Regions from separate parts of the Mus musculus genome. Here region 2 is linked to region 1. The links are chromatin loops, found by intact Hi-C in ENCODE. Cell type or tissue: heart. All regions are shown on one strand. Region 1 has its middle 9.3 kb from the start of Ifnar2. Region 2 holds the start of Gart (phosphoribosylglycinamide formyltransferase).

Evidence for each region. Hi-C counts contacts between places; a loop is a spot of excess contacts. Peaks named below come from ENCODE experiments on the same cell type or tissue, not always from the same donor. Only the 100,000 strongest peaks of a DNase experiment are listed, where the experiment ranks them.
Region 2: a loop joins it to region 1, with 2.3 times the contacts of the local background. A loop is called at or near these places in 2 of 42 quality-filtered maps.

What each region holds. Positions count from the first base shown.
Region 1 is chr16:91,362,270-91,364,769 of GRCm38, forward strand. No RefSeq gene overlaps it. Among named protein-coding and RNA genes, the nearest start is that of Ifnar2, 9.3 kb to the right of the region's middle. In heart, no CTCF peak of the experiment used is centred here; DNase peaks (open chromatin) are centred at 512 and 1,382; H3K27ac peaks cover 1,296 bases.
Region 2 is chr16:91,646,749-91,649,248 of GRCm38, forward strand. It overlaps Gart (phosphoribosylglycinamide formyltransferase), which reads right to left and starts at 224. Exons shown (of 22, transcript NM_010256.2): 1 at 136-224. Son (Son DNA binding protein) reads left to right here and starts at 1,076. Exons shown (of 12, transcript NM_178880.4): 1 at 1,076-1,236. The coding sequence starts at 1,160. In heart, no CTCF peak of the experiment used is centred here; DNase peaks (open chromatin) are centred at 293, 1,043 and 1,543; H3K4me3 peaks cover 2,500 bases; H3K27ac peaks cover 1,991 bases.

The DNA of each region.
Region 1 (2,500 bases):
CCCTCCAGACTCAGGAAACAAGAAATGCAAACCAGACACTAAAGGCAGAGGGGTCTTTTCCTTCCTGGGTCCCCTCAGTTTCCCCTTTCTACCCCATCTTACACACATGCATACACACACACACACACACACACACCACTCTACAAATACTCCATAGACATTCTCCCCATGAAAAACATACATACTACACACCACAAAGCACACAGGCACACACTCAGATCTTACATACCACATAGACCATACACATTACACAAATGCAAAGCAAGCCCGTAGTGTCTCACATGATTTTGTTCCCCCTGCCCCTATATCTGAGGCTCACTAAACTGATTTCTGGAGCAGAAGTTTGGAAAACACAGACTTCGGGGGAGACAGAGGAAGCCCACAGGCCTCTGTCAAGGGGATCTTTGGTCTATGCTCTGCCCTTGACCGCTAAGCAGAGCGAATGCTCCTGGGAGTACTGACCTAAGACCCAGCTCTGGCAGAAGGCTTCCTCACACTGGCGGCTGCCAAGAATGAGAGAGGTTGAGTCAGGCAGCCTGCCAGTGAACCCGAAGGAGGGGCCCGGGAAAGTATGCACAGCTTTCTATCTGGGAAAGCCCCCTACAATTTCTATCATCTCTTCATTTCACAACACCTTGTGTGTTTTCCAGATCATTTCCCAAACTTCAGCTGGCTGAGTCACGAACACAATTAGTTAGCTCTCTGCATCTCTGGACCTCAAATCCCTTGAGTTAACCAATCCTAGACAGGAGATAATCGAGAGAAATATTGGGTGTGTTCTAAACGTGAGCAGATGCCGCTTGCCATTGCTTCCTGCAGAGCACAGTGGAGCAAGTACTGACGTAGCATCTACACAGTATTGGGAGTTGGGAGTGATCTACAGGTGGTTTAAACATGGAGAAGAGGGGTGTGCATTCTGTATGAATAATCTGTCACTTCGTATCCAGAACTTGGGCATCTGTGGATCTGGGTCAGTTCACCACAGATCCTGGGGGAGGGGTTATTGTAGTGAATCTCAGACAGCTTTGGAAGAAGGAGAAACAAAATGACATGGGATCTGGAGGACAGGGACAGAACTGAATATAACAGAGATCACATAGGAAGGACACGTACTGATACGGCAGAGGTCGGGATGGATTGGACCGTAACTTTTCTTCAGCCATGAAGCCAGCTACTTAGTAGTTGAAGCTGGAAATACTGGACAGAGAAGAGGTCATGTTCATGCTTCAGACACTAAATGGAGCAATCCCAGAAATTACCAATTGAGAAAGAAAAAGGAAAGTCAACAGCCCACAGTCAGCAGCAGACCCTGCTGGGCCAAGGAATGTAACCATTGTTTTTCCAGGCTCGTATCCAACCAGGAAATCCTTCTTACTGCTTCCAACAGTTCATCCCTTTCCACAGAGCTGAGGCCTCAGTCGTGGCTGATTTTCTCTTAGAGATTTAGTTCATGCCCCCCATGAGAACAGGAAGTCAGGAGTTCACAGGCTGGAGAGCCAGAGAAGACATTCGCTGCAGCTGGAGTCTGAGGGCAGCTGGAGGCTTTCCTCAATCTGCTTTCCTCAAGGATTGCTGCCCTACATGTTAATCTTAGCTTAACATGACCATCACAGCAACACATAGACTGATGTTGGTCCAAGTATGCCCCAGACAAACTGACAGGTGATATTAACCATCACACATACTACCTATCTTAGCTTTGTTCCTACGGCTGTGAGAAAATTCACACAAAAAGCAACTTAGGGAGGAGAGGGTTTATTTGACTCACAAATCCAGACTGCAGTCCATCATTTTAGTCAAGTTAGATACACAAGCAGCTTGTCCTGTCACACCCGAAGTCACGAGCAGAGAGAAGAGACACTCTGTATCTATTTTTTTATGTATCTATATATATGTATCTATCTATGTATCTATCTATCTATGTATCTATCTATCTTGCCTGCTAGCTTTTTCACTCTTACACAGTTCAGGGCCCAGACTAGGAAATGGTGCTACCCACAGTGGGCTGGATCCTCCTACATCAATGAACAACCTAGACAGCTACCCCCAAGACATGCCTACAGATCAACCTGAACTAGAGAGTTCCTCATTAACCCTCTCTTCCCAAGTGATTCTACTAGCTGGCACACCACCCTAGGAAAACAATATCACAGTCTAACTTAAATCTTATCTGTTATTAACAGATACCTAACCCAGGATGCTGGGGATTAAGTTTGTTTCCTAATACAGCCCTCACTGGATGGCCAACCTAGCACCAAGTTCTAGTCATTATCTTCCTACCCATTTCTAACCCATCCCCAATCCACTAACCCTGGTCCAGAGATGGGCAAGGGTTCTGTCTGGGAGCAGTCACTTCCAGGGGACTTTGTAGAGAGCTGGGGAACGGGGGTATGGAGGGTGGTACTGGTCACATGATGGGCTGAGTGCTACAAGTATTTGATGAGCAGAGGCCAAGGATGCTGGACCACTCCATCATCTAACTACTGTCTTCTATGATATG
Region 2 (2,500 bases), 280 kb after region 1:
GTGCAAAGCACGTGGGCTTTTCGCCAGTCACGCCAGTTTCGTTTCAAGAGTAGCACCGGTCGCTGAGGTTAAACCCATGGGTCAAAGCGTTTAGGCAGTCCACGCATCATCTTAAGAACTAAGGCATTCACGCACCTGCAAGCCCCGCCACGCAGCTCCGGCTCGCACCCGCCACTCGCACCCGCCGGAAGTTGGCCCGGGGAATCCAGCGCGCCCCGGCCTCTGCCCCGCCTCCGATGGACTCGGCTGCTCATTGGCCGCAGCCCGCCTAGGTCCCCGCCCGCGAGGCGACCCGTGGGGGTTCCTCCCGCCTTAGGGTGCGGTCGGAGCCCGCTGCCTAGCCGGGCTCAGAATCCCTGGCACCACGATTAGAGCTGATGATGCTCGTCAGGGGCTGTCACTTAAGGTCCCTGCGTTTACCCCAGAGCCTCCTACACTGGGGGCAGAGCCGAGGCTGCCTGACTGTGGCTGCTCACCAAGCGCCAGGGCGGAGCGGCCAGGGCTGGACTCCGGAGCAGCTCAAGCGCACTGCGTTTAGAACGCAGGTCGCTCAGACGCTCCAGCCTTTGCTAAAAACTACGCGAGGCCGGTTATAGCAAGCATCGAGGCAGAATGGGAATGGCTCCTTTCCAACTCATAGTGGGGACGCGGGACGGGGATTTCTTTCTCATGCACGTCTCCCTGACCAAAGTAAACTTGGCGCTTGCAACAAACGCGTTCGAGCTCCGTGCCGGACAAGCCGAGGCTTTTCTCGTCCCCCAGCTTTTTTTTTTTTCCATGGCCTCTAATCTCAGGCATTTACTCCCTATAGAAAGCCTCTTAGGAGTCCCCGCAGGCTGAGGGGATCAACAGCCGAAGCTGTCGCGGTCGCCTCGGGAGCGACTTCTCCTGTAATGGCGCCTGCGTCAACCACTAACATGGCGGCCGAGTTCGTGCGCGGCGCAAACGTCAGCAGCTCTACCCCGGCGGCTCAGAAACAGCGGAGGAGAGCGGGCCGGTGTTCGCTGATTGGCTCGTGGGTGGAGCGAGCCCGTGCGGACGCTCCCTCACGAGCCAATCAGGAAAGGGATAAAAGGAATTGGCCGCTGCGCCTCCTCCCGAGGCATGCTGGGAGCCTGGAGGACTAGCGAGGAGTAGTTGAGAGAACGGAGCGGACGCCATGGCGGCCGACATCGAGCAGGTTTTCAGGTCTTTCGTGGTCAGTAAATTCCGGGAAATACAACAGGAGCTTTCCAGGTAAACGCTTCCCAGACTTTTCTGCTCCTCGCGGGCTGTTAGGGCTTCATCTAGCCTCCCGTGGCATCTTTCACGGAACGCCGTCGTTTCTCGGCTCAGGCCCCGCTACGGCCCCGCCTGGGCCTGGGATCCATTTTCCGCCCCCCCCCCCACCCCCCCAGTTCCCCGTTCGTTCCTTTCGCGAAAGATCGTCTCTTCCGCGGTGTCGCACACGCCGTTTCTTTCTTCCAGTTAAGACGGTCACCTTTCCCTCGTTTGGACACCCCCTACCCTCCAGCTACTCGGAGGCCCGGCGTCCACCAGGGACGGGCCTAGTTCCCTTCCCAGCTCCTCCTCCGCCGCCGCCTTTCCCCTCCCCCTCCCCGCCTCCGCGCATTTCGCCGGCCGGTGTCTATGGCCGGAAAGGGTCTCTAACGGCCGCTTCTTGGGTAACCTTAAAACTTCTTTATTATTGTACGCTTGCGATCGTTTGGCCACCGCAGTCTATTTATTAGACGATTTGGGCCCCGGTTACTGCTCTGTGCTTCAGACCGGATTAGCACTCTTTTCACAGTTGTAAATTGAAACATCTCAGTTCGATGTAAGATACAAGATCAAATATTCGAGAGGATGATAGGAGGGGGCTTTGGAACTGCTGGATGCGTAATTTGATTGAGTAGAAAGTGGAGTATGTGTTATTTTTGTTATTTTTCCTTGCTACCCCGACTTAACGGACGGATTTTTGTCACTGCCAGTAGACTTCAGAGGTTAGCCTTGGTTCTCAGAATTTAATGTTGAAGAGATCTCCTCAGTTGTTTACTTAGGAAAATAGTGTGGGTTATGTTATAACTTAAGGAAATATTCAGAGGTAAATATTTTTTACTTTTATTTTTTAACGAATGGTTTAAGTTGAGAACAGAGCAATACATAAGTTAGAAAAATCATCTGATAAGCAGTTGTAAATTATATGCCCAAATTACCTGGGACTGTGGATAGAATAATGTTAATCATATTTTATTGCAGAAATTGTTTTTTTTTCAAGATAGGGTGTTTTTGTTTGTTGCTGTTTTTGTTTTCTTTCTTTTTTTTTTTTTTCTTTTTTGTGGACAGGCTCTAATGTCATGGCTTACAGCTTTGTAGCTGAAGCTGCCCTGTTGTCATCTTTCAATCAATGGTGGCGTCACAATTTTTTTTTTAAATAAAAATATTTATACACTGTGTTGCTTTTTAACATTTTGAGACATTGGGTATTTTTTTTTGTTTGTTTAATGAGATGAAACATAAA